Linked DNA regions of Homo sapiens: region 1 is linked to region 2. The links are chromatin loops, found by intact Hi-C in ENCODE. Cell type or tissue: heart left ventricle. All regions are shown on one strand.

Region 1 (8,000 bases), 120 kb after region 2:
GTGACAATTTGGTGATCATTCATCAGATGGACAAAAAAGCCAAAAGGGTCAAACCAACCAGAACTTAAAACGATGGTCAGGAACTTCTGACCTATCCTTTGTGGCAGTTTCAAGGAGCCCAGTAGAAGATTTGGCCCCAGCTAGTCACTATGATCTCTCTACCTGCACCCACGGGCTAGGACTAGAGACCCATCTCATCCCAGAGGTGTCAATCATAGGCCTATACACACTCTGCACAGTTCTAAGGAAATTTAGGTGAAAGGAGTGGGGAAAGAATCAACCTAGATGTTCCTGGGGCCCATCCTGACCAAGGCCCTTGGTATGGCTTCAAACCCCCAAAATGACAAAGAGGACCTCATGTTTGCTGCCCCAACAAACCTGATGTAATTTCACAATAGATCCAGTTCCATTAACAGAGGCCTCTGGCTCAGTTTTAGCCCTTAGAAAAAACTGCAGGTGAAGTCAGTTACCCTAATATTATCATCCCTGTCAAATGCTCCTCGGTTAAGGAAATTGTAAACAACTGTATCCTTTATATCTTGGAATAAGATTCCATTTACCCAGCTGGAGCGGCAACACCCCTCTAGGTCAGGCACTGTGGGCCTTCTGCCTGTGATTCCATCCTCCCCGCACCTCCAGCTCACCAGGTAGGTGTCTATCCATGCAGAAATGGTGGCTGAATTAAATTGAATAAATGTTAGAACTCCAAAACAAAACAAAAACCAAATAGTCATTTTCATCCACATTCACACATCAAGTGTTTTTCTTTAAAGGCTGAAGGGGATAGCAGGTGAAAGTAGAAAGAGCAGACGGTATGAGAAAACACCCCTCACCCAACCAACTTGGTCATTGATTTTTTTAAAAAAGGAGTCTTTATCTTTACACAGAAGGTAGAAGTTATAATTTAACTCTCAAGTTAACTATAGGTCCCCTTGCCTTTCAAGTCATATGAACACAAAAGGCTTTAATGATTTTTTAACTAAAGAAGGAAAAAACATACCATATGAAAATCACTTCTCCCCCCTAACACGAATACACTGGCCACTCAAAGATAGGTCTGTGAGATCCTTATCCACAGGATCTATTAATAAGAGCAGCACAGGAAACTCGGCACAATCACAATCCAAAGTTTAGTTTGACAAACACAGGAAGGCCACTGGCTTAAGAGTCTCTGCATATGCAGTTAAAACCTCATTTGAACACCTGCATAATCATTTCCCTCCTAAAAAAAAAAAAGGAGAGTGGATTTTTACTTGTAAGTTCTCAGTTTTAAGTAGACCAAATCTAACGAACATCTTTTTCCACCACAGTGAAGAAAAGAAAAAGGAAATTCCATGGTCTCCAGTAACAAGTTTGCAGAAACACAAAATCATTTTTACAAGACACTTATCTCTCAAGACTATTCACATACACAAGAGGGGAATTTTTACAGGCTAATGTGACATAAAATTTGTATATAAAATCATCCCTTAATGCCCCAGAGGACTTACTCCTTTACAAAATCCTTTAAAAAAAGAAGACAATGATCATCTCTGGGTTATGAGATTATGAGTACTTTTTATTGTTCTTTTTCACTTATTTTCAAGCTTTTATACCAAGTTCAATTTTTGCCTTTAAAATCAGAAAAAAAAATAATTAATTCTTATGGTAGAATTCGAGATGAAGAATCTCTCTGAGGGCTGTCAGCCTTTGTGTTAATTTTTTTTTTTTTTTTTTTTTTAAACAGGGTCTCACTCTGCCACCCAGGCTGGAGTGCAGCGGTGCCATCTCAATGTAACTTCCATCCCCTAGGGTTCAAGCAAATCTCCCGCCTCAGCCTCGTGAGTAGCTGGGATTACAAGTGCACACCACCACGCCTGGCTAATTTTTATTTATTTTTATTTTACTTTATATTTTATTTTATTTTATTTTATTTTATTATTTTATTTTATTTTATTTTATTTTATTTTATTATTTTATTTTATTTTATTTTATTTTACTGAGACGGAGTCTTGCTCTGCCGCCCAGGCTGGAGTGCAGTGGCGCGATCTCGGTTCACTGCAAGCTCCGCCTCCCGGGTTCACGCCATTCTTCTGCCTCAGCCTCCCAAGTAGCTGGGACTACAGGCGCCCGCTACCACGCCCGGCTAATTTTTTGTATATTTAGTAGAGACGGGATTTCACCGCGTTAGCCAGGATGGTTTCGAAATCCTGACCTCGTGATCTGCCCATCTCGACCTCCCAAAGTGCTGGGATTACAGGCGTGAGCCACCGCGCCCAGCCACGCCTGGCTAATTTTTGTAATTTTTGGTAGAGACGGGGTTTCAACCATGTTGGCCAGGTCGGTCTTAAACTCCTGACCTCCAGTGATCTGCCTGCCTCAGCCTCCCAAAGTGCTGGGATTACAGGCATGAGGCACTACACCTGGCCCATTAGCATGGATGTTTAAGAGGCAATACCTCCGGGCAGACACATCCCCCAGATGAAGACTGGATTTAGCTCCAGTCACCCCTCTGGAGTGCACAGTCCTAGCTTAGTCCCGATTGTCCATCTTTCTGTGATCCAGATTTCTATGATATCCAGTTGTGCTTACATGTTCATTTGCACTTGTGTGTGACTATGGGACCAAAGTCCTCAATCTTCACACACTGACCAGGAATTTGATTCCTGGCACTGTGAAATCCAAACTGGCCCTGACGTTTTACTCAAAAATCCTTTCTAAAGAAGCCATGACAGACAGTTATATCTTGAGACCCAGAGCAATTTTACTTACATGTCGGCATGAAGGAACAACAAGGGCCTCACTAAAAAGTAAGGGTATGCCAATATGAACAAATAAAAAGGCCTGGCTTCATGTCCCCTGTCTGCATGTGCAACTTAATCAAGATGGATCTTTACTCACTGCAGTTCTGGGGCTTCATCAACCTCAACATCCCGTTCTATTTACTTTTACTTTCAAAATAATGCCCCTGACCACTGCCATCCCCACAACTCTGACACCTTCCTAAGTGGATGTACAGGTCTTCATAGCTGTGGACGACACAGTCACTTCTAGTCTTCACTCCAAGACACACAACAGGTTCCCTGTAGAGATGCAATGTGTTCCTGAGTATCAGAGCGTTCTGCCACCCACTCAAATCTGGATTGTGCACTCACAGCCCTCACCCTTCCCAAGTTGGCCAAACCTCCCAGATAGCAGATAGAGGCTGTGAGAAGTAAAACAGTCATCTACATCAACAAAAGGGCGTCAAAGTGACATATATGGACCAAAGAGGGAGGGAAGGAAGAAAGGAATCGCCACCTAGCCAGGCAAATGAACAGGGGTAAGTCTGGCCATCAGAACTAGCTACACAATTTTGGGGGCCCATTGCAAAATGAAAATGCAAGCCCCTTTTTTCAAAAAGTATTAAGAATTTCAAGACACCCGCAGCAAAGCATTAAACCAGATATGGGCTGCTTTCAAGGATGGGGCCATGGGTTACTACACAGGTCACATGCCCATGAAGCCTGTCCTGCTGGCTGTCAGTGGTAAAGTCACTGGCTTCCATGTCCAAATTAGCAGCAGTCAAATGGGCTAGAGAGGACAGTAGTGAAATAAATAAATTAAATAATCCATTAAGGGGTCAAAAGCTATGTGTCCTAGGTCAGCTTCTTGTTTATAGATAGCTCTACACATTTTTCAAAATATTTTTCTATTTTTTATCTGGAAAATGGAGCATCAGTAGTTACAACATCACAGTGATAGGACTCAAATTGGCAGCTCCTGATCCTGCAAGTAATGAGAATGTTAAATATACCATCTAGCCAATCATGGAGGGCAGTTTTCATTGTAACAGAACTGGATGGAATTCAAATCACTTTGGCAAGAAAACCCAAAGCCATAATTTTCTCCCATGGCGTACTCAAATTCAGGTAGAAGTTAGTTATGAATGAAATTTCCCTTTATCTGGGCTGCCAAAGACAGCACTGCAGGCCTTCACTTCCTGGAAAACCCTAAACCAAGCTGGGTTCATGCTCCCACCCAGATCAGCCTTTCCTCAAGGGCCCCAGGAGCGCCTCATCCCAGCCTTTCTGGGAATTCTCCAGGTTCTGACATTCCCGTAATTCCTCCCCAGGTCTCGGCAGGGATCCCAACGTTTAAACTTATGTACGTATTTTAAAACCAATTATTTTCTCTTTATGCTCAAAAAGTGGTTGGAGCTGAATTTTTGACAAAATTCGTAGGATTTAAGATATCTCCAAGCTAGATTCTTCATCCTTAATAAACAGTTAAAGAAAAGAAATGTCCAGGCACTAACTCCACAGCATGCCAAGGCCAGAAACTGCTCTGCAATGTAAATCGCTTTTTAAGGAGAAAAGAGAAAACATCACAATTCTAAAACCGGCACTAAAAAAGTTATGCTGGGGTGGATGAATGGTTTGTGGAGCTGTAAAAACATACTTAGGTCTTGTATGAACATATCCTTGAATTTCAAACATATGAGCCACATCATTATTAATAGCCTGGTATATACACTGCCCAGTTTTACCCGCTCATACATCGACCCCACATACACTCACAGTTCCTCCCCTGGGGGGCTGAGCAAACACATAAAATTCGTAGGGCCTGTGGCTAACACTTCTTTATTTTGAATAGCCGTATTTCACATGGAGAAGGCAGGGCGGGAGAGCTAAGATTTATTGACAGCCTACTGTGTGCTAAGCCCTGTGTCAAGTGCTTTCATAAAGGTTAGCTCATCTTTTCTTCCAAGGGAAGCCCCGATTGAAAGATGAATGACCTTATGAAGGTCACACAGCCGATCCATTGGAGAGATAGCATTCAATCTCACTTCACCGGCCCCAAAGCCTTCTTCTTTCCACTCCAGCACAGCGCAGTTCTGATGCTTCATGAGCCAGCAGCAGGTTCAGTAGCTGAGCTGAGGACACAGTGGGGCAGCGCCCAGCTAACTGTTGAAGAAAGGGACAACTGTGGTGTCCAGGGGGTCACAGCTTGTCCTCCCTCCCCACCGGAAGGAGTCCAGCCCTGCAGATAGAGCACAGGCACTGGAGGCTGTAATAGTAAGAATAGTCCAGTAAAGCAGCTGGACAGAGAATCAGGGTGTCCGGACTGGCGAGCAGAGCCCAGCCTAGAGGATGCAGAAGTGGGTGCCATGCAGACAGCCGCATGGTCAGGTAAGCTGTGGCTGGGCAATCTCTGCAGAGCAGAGGCCCCACCAGCCACAGCAGCCTACCAGTCAGTGACTAACAGTTGGGTGCACACAACGAGAAGTGGTATATCCCAGGCTAACACCTCGCTGCCTGGTTCAAATGCTGGTTCTACCCTCTGTAAGCTGGATCACCTTGACCAAGTGACTTAAAGTCTCTGCCTCAGTGTCCAATACCGAACAGAGAGGTTTTGCAGATTCAAAGGAATGAATACATATAAAGCACTCGGAGCAGATGCGGGAACATAGACAGTGGGTGGTCATTGTTAGATATTACTATGTACCAAGAATGTTCTGAAGCAGGCCTGGGACCCCATTAATTTATTTCGACTCCAAAGAGGCAGAGTCCTTTGTGAGAAGCCTTGGAGCCCCAACAGTAGCCCCATATCCAGCAACCCCTCACACAAACAGTCCCAGCTCTGAGAGGGAAGAAGACAATCTGCTTTAAGACCCAGGCAATCTGCTTTAAGCTCCGTGGGCAGCAGCGTACAGATAGTGTGTGATAGCCCACATTTCATTTGACAAGACTCCCAATCCCTTCTCTAGGGCTCAACACAAAGAATGGGCACTATCATGGCAGAAGAGGATCCCTTTCCCTCATCTGGTGCTTCTGAGAAAAGCCATTAAGTTGCTGGAGCTGAAAATATTTGCAAATTCCAGGAGAGTGTTTCCAAAGGAGTACCACGCATTCCCCTTTGCGATTGTAATAAAATGCTTGGATGCTGCCATGGGAATTGCCATCCCCCAAGCCAGTCCTTGGAGCTCCCCAAAGGGAGGGCCACCCTTCTAACCAGAACTTTCCCAGCATGGAGCCTATCAGCATTTTCATCAACTAGAGAACTGGTGTTCCTTTAAGCCGAATCACAGAGATTAATGTTTCAATTTGCAGCTGCTTAATGGTGTTCTGTGGAGCCTCTCCCTTCTGTCATTTGCCCCCCGGTTGGCCTGAGGATTTGCAGTTAATGGGGCAGCTAGGGAAGCCTTTCATTTCCCCTTGACTGGGTGTGTTAAAACGCTGATCTGTTTCTCGATCAGGTCTCTATGTCTTAATCTCAGTCTTGCCCTGATGGAATGTTCCCCTTCATGCTTTACCAAAGCCAGGTATTGAATATCTAGAAACTGATAGCTTTGGCAAATGCCCTGCTTGCTTCTTCCAAGAAACCAGTCCCTAAGGGGGTAGATATCTAAAGTAAGCTTAAAACAAGAACATGCTTACCCCTGCTTACCAATATGATTGCTATCTTTTGCAGTACTGATAGCTCCGTTTGCACCTTTGCTAGGGACATAAGATTAGACAAGAAATGGTTTTGTTTTGCTTGTTAGTTTCTCCCGAAGCCTCCTTCCCCACCTCCCCAACCCATCACTTTACACTTCTGTTCACTCTCTGTGCACTCTGTTTACTGAGACTCCTTTCATACGTTTTGTCTTTTTCAGTAAAACCTTTTTTCAGTGACATAATTATATGTTTGTATCTGAGTCTACCAAACAGAATCCAGAAAATCCAGTACAAAGAGCCTGGAAGTCTGCTCCCTAAGTGCTGGCCTTCTTGCCCAGTGACCTAGCCCACAGAACCAAGGCATCTTTGCTTAGGGCCTGCCCCTGGCCCTGAAGCTCCCTCATATGAGGGAAAGCTAACTGACTCTGGAGTCTCCTCACAGCCATTTGCTGCATTGGAAGGCGGTGGGATTCTCCAACTAGGCAGGGGGACCAAACAGAATGCTCCCAGCCAGGGACTTCCCACCACTTCTGCTGAGAGATTTCAGCTGGCGTCGCTCAGAGGGGCTGGAACAATTTGGCTGTCCACAATTTTCGTATTCTTTTTGGTGAATATGGTTGTCTCCCGGGATTTTAGATGGTGAAGGCAATAGGACTCCTCCCTCACACCTCATTCCTAGAGCCTATATGTTAGGCTATGGTTTGCATATTTGTCCCCTGCAAAACTTATGTTAAAATTTAATCCCCTATGTGACAATATTAAGAAGCAGGGCCTTAAGAGGTGATTGGGTCATGAGGGCCCTGCCTTTATGAGTGGATGAATCCATTCATGGATTCATGGGTAAATAGCTTATCATGGGAGTGGGACTGGTGGCTTTGTAAGAAGAGGAAGAGAAACCTGAACAAAGATGCTCAGCCCCCTCACTATGTGATACCTGCACCACCTCAGGACTCTGCAGAGAGTCCCCACCAGCAAGAAGGCTCTCACCAGGTGTCCCTCCTTGACCTTGGACTTCCCAGCCTCCAGAACAGTAAGAAATAAATTTCATTCCTTATAAATTACACAATTTCAAGGTATTCTGTTATAAACAACAGAAAATGGACCTAGAGACAATTCTCCATGATTCCCTCACTTTCTGCATGTCTTGTTAGCAAGACATTGACTGCCTTTGTTCTGGACTACCTTTTCAAAAGTGTTTGTATAGTGAATAATCTTGGAAGACAGAGTGTCTCTCTCCAGAGTTTGCTTCCCATTATAAGATATATAAGATCCCGTTTCCCTCAATGAAGGGGTCATCTCCTGTAACATAATCCACTCCATGTATTGGTGTCACCTGGCCTTCCCATCACACTTTGGGGATTGAGGCTTGAGGAACTGGGACAAAAATGCTAATACTCTGGCTACTGCTTTTGCTGTGAGGGATAAACTGTCCTTCATCTCTGACTGAAGAGTCTCATGTCTTCTACCAACATCCATGAAACTATGGCAGACCACCTTGTTAACTTGTAAGTAGGGCTAAGTCTCAGACCATTCACAGTTCTTGACAATATATTATAATAACAACAAGTATCAAGCTACCTTTCAGCACACATGTAAACATTT
Region 2 (8,000 bases):
CACACCACTGCCCTCCAGCCTGGGTGACACAGCGAGACCTTGTCTCAAAAAAATAAAAAATAAAATAAGGTATCTCAGTCCAAAATCAGATCAGTTTCCTTCGAATTTCAAAAAAGGAAGTGAAGTAAACATGATTATTTTCTTGAAAAAGACACCACAAATATACCAAAATGGAAAATATTTTGTGGAAGAGAGAAGAAATTTACTCTAGATTGTTTCAGAAGAAGGAACTAGAATCAAAGGGTGAAGCCAGAGGAAGGAAGATTTTGATGCAGAACTGAGAACTCATTAATTAGAGATTCCTTGCAAAGTATGAGTCCCCCATTACTGGTGGTTAATAGCAAACAGATGACCATGTGTTTGAAAGGAAGAGAAAACAGAAAGATTTTAATAAAAATAAATAGGTTTATTTAAGGTTTAAATAAAATAAAAGCTTTTTTTTATTTTTTTACATCTCCCAAGTCTCCATCATTCACAGAAAGATAATTTCTACATTAAATTTGAACCAAACTGAAAGGCAGACTAGATAATCTTTAAGGCAAAGTAGCTATATCATTTTTGTCCCAACTGAGCACTTTTGAGAGAAAAGAAGTGATAATAATTACACCGAGACAGGGGCTTTCAGGTTAAACTGAAATGTATGGTCATCCTACTCTAGGGTCTCTTCCAACTCTTTGACACTAACTAACCTCTATGTTCCTCAACCTTAAGTGTTTAATCCTTGCTTCGGGGGCTAAACTGTTTCAGCACCTACCTTTGACTGGCTTAATTAAAATGGTCAGACATTCTGGTGTATAACAATCTTTCTTTGAATGGCTGAAGCAGAGAGGAGGAGAAATGCCAAATTCCCCCAATAATTGGTCCTTGGAGAAAAGAGAGAAGTGAGCACAGGTAATTGGAAGCCTACAAGGTACATGGCACTGGCAACCCCAGAATTATTTTGAGCTGCAGTTAGCAGCATACCTAGGTGATTACTACTTGGATATTTCAGTGTTTCCCAAGTGTAGCTGGAATGTGTGGCTCTGATTGGTTTTCCAGCTGGAAATGTTACAGAAACAGGAAGATTTCTGCTTTCAAGTGTCTTGTTGCATCCTGCCTCTGCTTGGCAGAAGCTCTGGTCTGACAGTCATGTACATCTCTTCCGCTGTGCTTTAGGATGGACATGAGTAATTTAGGGTGAGCTACAGCAACACTCACAGAATCACCCCCACAACAAAAAAGGCCACCCCCAAATACACCCTGTGTGGTTTTACTATGGACAATCACAGGGCCATCAGCTGGAAACAGGTGGTAGAGAAGATTTTAAAGGTAGGCTTTTGTAGATACCCATTGATGTGATATGATTTTTTCAGGGTCCCTGCCTTTTCTGAATATCTCTTCATTGGCCTCTCAAAAGTACCATGGGCTAAGGCATCATGCTCTTATATTTCCTATTGGAATGCATAAGCATTTTATCCTAGAAGTAAGACAGGAATTGACTTGTGATCAATAGTGTTTATATTCCTGCACCCAGATTAGAAACTCTCCCAGGGCAGAGAGTCTTTTTATATTTTTGTGTGTTCTCAGGGCTTGGCAAAGAGTAGGGGGTAATGGTGGTGGTATAATAGTGTTGATAGTAATCATCATAATGGCTATCTTTTTTTAAAAGAGAAGTTGTTTATTATAAACAGAAAGGGCAGGGCTTCCAAGAGAAGTTAGGAGAATTTTGAGAGGGAAAGAAACCTTGTAATGACCCACAGATGCCATCAAATGCGGACCCAGTTAGGACTGCACAGCAAATAATTTTGAGCAGCTGGAAAGCACCGGGTCTATGAATGAGACTTAGTCTATTTCTGCTACTACAACAAAATACCTTAGACTTGGTAATTTATAAAAAACAGAAATTTGTTTCTTACAGTTCTGGAGGCTGGGGAGTCCAAGATAAAAACACCAGCATTTGCTGTCTGGTAAGTGCCTTTTTGCTGCAAACTCACGTGGCAGAAAGAGCAAATGCTGTGTTCTCACATGATGGAAGGACGAAAAGGGACAAACAGATTCCCTTAAGCCCTTGTATAAGGGCACGAATCCCATTCATGAGGGCAGAGTCTTCATGATCTAATCACCTCCTAAAGGCCCCACCCTTAATATTATTGCAGTAGGAATTCATTCTCAAATTGAAGTTTGGAGGGAGAAAGGGAAAGATCTAAAGTAGATTAGAAGCCTCTGAAACAAATTAAATAGAGCTGAAGACAAACCATGCCTGGTTAGAAGTTTTACCTAAAGCTTGGGAAACAAACAGAGAGAACAAAGGTGACCCTATACCTGAACAGAGAACCAGGTCACATTCCCAGAAACCAAGAAGATGAGCTCTTTCTAGAGAGGTTTGTGTGTCAATTAATGGGTGATTGATTTAAACTGCAAGGAGAGATCATGTGTTCTAAGGCATCCTTATTAAACTCTGGCAATTGAGCAGCAGGGAAGAACAAAATGTGCAGATTATCTAAAAGCTAAATGGTGATAGCTTCAACTCTTTGTACCTTCAAGAAAGCCAGTACTTTGAAGTTGTTGTAGCATCAATCCAGCATCAAGCTCCTCACCACAGTCAAAATCAGAGAATGTATTCTGTTTTTACAGGGCAGCAAAATAGATATTTCACAGCGACTCTTGACTTGTTAAACTAGCCTCATCTCTAAGCTTTCCAAATAACAGCCAATAAGACGGCAACAACAAAAGCTCCTGGAATGAAACCAAACTATTGTTTGAGGAGCAATGTCCAGGCCTGGACACCTCCCTGGGTACTGAGCTGATAAGGACAGTAGTAACGAGGCAGCTTTCATATTAAGTATCAGCCAGGGCAGGTACATTCTAGGGGTCCAACGCACTTCCCAGGTGCCCAGAAGCACACCTTCAAGCAACTTGAAATAGGTAGGTACCCTGGGGACCTGAGTACTGCTGGCAGACTAGCGAAGCTCCAGAAATAGAACACGTGCAGGCTTCTTTCTAGCAAAGGTTATGGGTTGTCCAGAAAATCCAGCAGGCAAGGTAAGAATAACTTGGCATAACAGGTGCTGTGGGCAGTTACAAACTGAAGAATAACCTACATATGAGTGTCTACTGAAGAAAGCACAATGTACCTCCCTCCTGATGGACCAGAGATGTTACCATCTTCATGAAGGATGCCAATAGCTAATAAGCATCACTAAACACTGCTTTTTCCAATAGAAAACACTGTACTAGGAGCCAGGAGACTTTGGCTGCAGTCCCCACTTTGCCACCAACTTGCCCTGTGAGCCTGGACAAGTTACTTTTCTCTTAATTTCCATGCCCGAGCAGTGAGTTAATGATACCTTCCTTTCCGGCTCCAATTAAGTATTGATGACAGGGCTGGGTGCAGTGGTTCATGCCTATGATCCCAGCACTTTGGGAGGCCAAGGTGGGAGGAACACCTGAGGTCAGGTGTTGGAGACCAGCCTGGCCAACATGGCAAAACCCTGTCTCTACTAAACATACAAAATTAGCTGGGTATGGTGGTGGGATCCTGTAATCCCAGCTCTCGGGAGGCTGAGGCAGGAGAATCACTTGAACCCGGGAGGTGGACACACCTTTGTACTCCAGCTTGGGCAACAAGAGTGAAACTCTGTATCAAAAAAAAAAAAAAAAAGTCTTGATCACAGGAGTATTGAATGAAATAATGTCTGTGAAAATTAGACAGTAGAATTCAAATGTAAGTCATTGTTATAATTCAACTGAAGACAGTTTTGTAGGATAAAAGCTAAACTAGTGGACCAGGTGCAGTGGCTCACACCTCTAATCCTAGCACTTTAGGAGGCCAAGGCCAGTGGATCGCTTGGCCCCAGGAGATTGAGACCCGCCTGGGCAACATGATGAAACCCCGGCTCAAAAAAAAATACACACAAAAAAAATTGGCCAAGCATGGTGGCACATGCCTGTGGTCCCAGCTACTCCAGAGGGTGAGGTGGGAGGATCATCTGAGACAGGGAGGTCAAGGCTGCAGTGAGCCAGGATTGTGCCACTGCACTCCAGCCTGGGTGACAGAGTGAGACCCTGTTTAGGAAACAAACAAACAACTAAACTAAATAATAGTGTTATATGTTGAAAGAGGCAAAACAGAAAATCCTTGCAAATGTTTCTCAACTAAGAAGACAACTTCAAATCATTTGTCTTCTAAATAGTACCTAATGCCATGAAAAGAGCCTGCCAATGCCTTCCAAACAATCCTATTTATCACTTGAAAACTCAGGCGATGTGGCTGGAATTGATGAGACTGTTTACTCTATGATTTCCATCCCTACCTTCCCTCCCTAATACGGTACACAGAAGTGGGTGAGTGTAACTCCTGGCAAATGAATAGACAGGAGTGCCAAATCCCAGGACCAGCTACTATCCCCTCACCTCCATTCCCCTGTCCCAGAATCATACAGACTCTGAAACTTGCGTGTTTTCCTATAATCTTCAACATGTGCACTCATTTCTACTCCTCCTTTCATAATTGAGTAGTGAAGAAGATAATTTATAAACACTCATGCCTCCATGGCTCCAAAAAGAAATTTGAAGTTCCAAAGAGGCATGGAGGCAGAACGTATTTAAACATAACCAGGGGGTGGTGGTAGAAAGCTGCAGGCCTCAGAAGGAATTTACTTGAGACTATGTGGGCTCTGCCTCTACAAAGTCCAGCTGCTGTGAACTATTCATTTGTTGGCAGAATTTGCACTGAGTCCATGGGACAAACATTTTCTCTCTAGAAGTTTCCCTGGATTATCTCTTCAGGCTTTATCATCCATTTATAAGATTAAAAATCATATCACATAAAACTTGACTCTAGAAATATGAAACTAACCAATGTTGTTTTTCAAAAGTTCTCTGAAAAATAAAATGGATTATGCAGGAAAATTTTGTAAATGGAAAATATTGCATATTCAGAGTTTGAGGCAATCCAGGACATTTTAAGCCAGAAAGCAGATGGAATAAGAGCAATATAAATTACTGTAACTGTATTTTGCCAATTGCAAAGTGACTCTAATGCCAAACAGAACTTCTTCTCCCCAACTTGTTGACTGCATACGTATTTGTTTTTAATTTACACTTGGTAGAGTTTGGTGAGATGTTTGGAGTTCGAATGATAGAATCTACAGGTCTAGGGAACACCAAATCTAGCCAAACCACCCACAGAGTATCCAATTAAGGAAACAAGCACATAATGTACAAAAAGGTATTTTCAGTGAAAAATAATATTCATGCATGTTATATAAGCCAATTAACAAAAACTGTGCCTGTAGCAATTTTTAAGGAATGTCTTACAAATAGGAAGTACGTTAAATACTGAACAGAAGGACAAAACTTCATCAGCAGTCCTTCCTGGCCTTGGTGCTCTCAACATGATCTCCAGCCTGTCTCTTAGATGTCTTGGCAGCTTCCCAAAGGAAGAGTCTTGGCCTCTGGTCGTCAGACTCAGAGAATCCTGACTTTAATCCTGACTCAATTCACTCTAGACCATCAATTCAGGGCTCAGTAAGATTTGTCCAAATTACCCTGACTGGAGTCAAATAACGCAGTCCTGTGAGAATCTAACCAGCTAATTTTTGAAAGAGGAGGGAGAGGTTGACACAGATTTTTCACTGCAGTGCAAATTGTAGTAAAGGGACAATCTGATGACTTCTTGGTGAATCTGTCTCTGCTTCATATTCCAGTAAGGTGCTCGGGCCTTGAGCCATTTCCTTGGGCTAGGTTTGAGCTAGGATGTGATTTCATCAACAGGCTATTTTTAACCAAGGCAGCCTAGAAACCAGCCTCAGGGGACTCGTGCTGAGATAAATTCACACAAATCACTCCCCAGCCCACTGACCAGCAAGACTCCTGCTTGGACAAGAAATCTTGCTCCATAGCCTAAATTATGACAGCCTTGAATTTTCAAAGCCCAAATTTTCAATGACAAGCCACTTTAGAGTCTGAATGATAAGAATGGAATGAAGATTTCCCCTGCATCTGCAGTCTCTCCTCCCAACCACATAAATACAGGGTAGCACAGAACTGCATATTCATGATAAAACAAACAGGCACTACAAGGTGTTTGCTGCATTCTTACATTTTTTTTAATAGGCAAGACCTCTTTACTCTTTTACCTCTGCCCCAAACACATCTTCATACCCCCTTGCCCAGTTTCAAATCTCATGCACTGCCACTATCGGGTAGAAAGACTCAGGAATCAGCATCTGGAAATACATTAATTTTGCATGAAAATGGAGGATGATAGCAGAAATTACAAAGAGACTACACACTAGAAGCATCTGTTCATTACAGCATTTTAACGTGCAATTATGGAACAGCATGAAGCAGGGTGGATGAGGAGGAGAAGGAGGGTGCCCAGGGAAGGCGCCCTCCACCCCAGGTGTGAAGAGGGCAGGCAACTTTGGAGGGAGCTGGAAGAGACAAACCAGGGAAATGAAACTGGCTTAACTCACTCAGATGTGGAAGAGCATATGCCCTGATAATGCAGGTGAGGTGAGAGGAATTAGAACTCCCCGTCCCTAGGAAGCGCAGCGTCGGCCTTCATTCAGATCTCTACAGCAGTGAGAAAGGATGCAAGGACTATTCTTCTGGAATCCCAGGAAGGAAGACTGGAAAGACAACACATCTGACCCAGTACCCATGTGCAAGCACTCGGTCTGTGCCAAGCAAATGCAAAGATGCAGACTTTCATACAATCATACACTGTGATCATTTATCAATCTCCTTGAGGATTCATAGTCAACACAATGGCATAGTTTACCACAGGCCTCTGCCCTTCAGAACTCAACCAGTCTCTTGGCAGCTGCTTCTAGAATGGGGGTTGGGGGTGCAGTCCACCACGAGAGCTTTGAGGCAACTGGGCAGCTTCAGGCACCTCACGGCTTCTCCTTCTGAGATAATTCCCACCACAACAAACCTGTATGCCTACAGGAGTGGCGAAGGTAGCCACCATCCCAGAAATAAATGGTGCATACCATCGGGGTTAAACCCAGTGCTGAAGATTTGTAAATTCCATTTCCTGCAAAGTTTCTGGGGGAGAAAAGTGGGTGGGGCTGTAGAGTGCAAACATAACAACATTCACGTACCTCAGAGGACGGTGGAAAGAAATGGCTAATAAAAATTATTACAAATCACTTCACACACATAAAGTGCTTTATAATAAATACTAATACTTTAATTCCACACTGCTCGTTTCTAGATTTTAAGAGTCAAGCTGAAAGAGTAAAAGTAGTAAGCTTCATATTCTGTCGTTTTCTAGTTTTAAGCAAAGGAAGAAAGGAAGGAAAGAGAAAGAAAGCCCAAGAAGTCAACTTTTCAGTTGCTGCTTATGTAACAGGAGCCTGTGAACTGCACCAGAAATTAATTGAAGGAAAAGTAACTGTAGGGGAATTGCTTGGAGAACTGCCAGAAGGGTTTTAACAGCTGGAAGTTGAAAAGTGATTAATTTTGACAGCAATAAAAGCCTCATGTTCATACATAATTATGCTTAGATTTGTGGGCTGCTGGAATTTTTTCTATGCGCTATTAACCTTTTGCTGTCCAAATTGGAATTTAGATACCTTAAATGAGTCTTGATTTTTAAATTGAATAATAATTTGCTTTCCATGGTATTGAGTCATCTCAAGACATGGAAAGTTTCAGGGGAAACACAGTAGAATAACAAGCAGGTAGGAAATAGCTTCACATATCCTTCTGAGTATTTTTGAAACTTAATAGAAATAAAGGCATCTCATTTTGCCCTATGCAGGAACAACAACAACAGCAACAACAATAAAGCATTTAGGAAAAAGCATTCAGAACAAGCAGGACAAGATACTGAAGCAACGGTATGTTGTCAACTCTACAATTCAGCTGAATTCATAGCACTAGGAAATAGAGATAACACTGTAAGAAGATATTCATTATGGTTTAAAGGTCCCCTCTAAAATTCATGTTGAAAACTTAATCCCGAATGTGGCAGTATTGAGAGGTGACCCCTTTAAAAGGTGATTGGA

What was found. Hi-C counts contacts between places; a loop is a spot of excess contacts. Peaks named below come from ENCODE experiments on the same cell type or tissue, not always from the same donor. Only the 100,000 strongest peaks of a DNase experiment are listed, where the experiment ranks them.
Region 1: a loop joins it to region 2, with 1.9 times the contacts of the local background. A loop is called at or near these places in 3 of 110 quality-filtered maps.

Annotation. Positions count from the first base shown.
Region 1 is chr5:74,501,691-74,509,690 of GRCh38, forward strand. All of the region lies in intron 2 of LINC01331 (long intergenic non-protein coding RNA 1331), which reads right to left. Among named protein-coding and RNA genes, the nearest start is that of LINC01331, 31 kb to the right of the region's middle. In heart left ventricle, no CTCF peak of the experiment used is centred here; no DNase peak of the experiment used is centred here.
Region 2 is chr5:74,377,643-74,385,642 of GRCh38, forward strand. The region is part of intron 2 of LINC01331 (long intergenic non-protein coding RNA 1331); the gene reads right to left. Among named protein-coding and RNA genes, the nearest start is that of LINC01333, 60 kb to the left of the region's middle. In heart left ventricle, a CTCF peak has its summit at 4,617; no DNase peak of the experiment used is centred here; H3K27ac peaks cover 2,229 bases.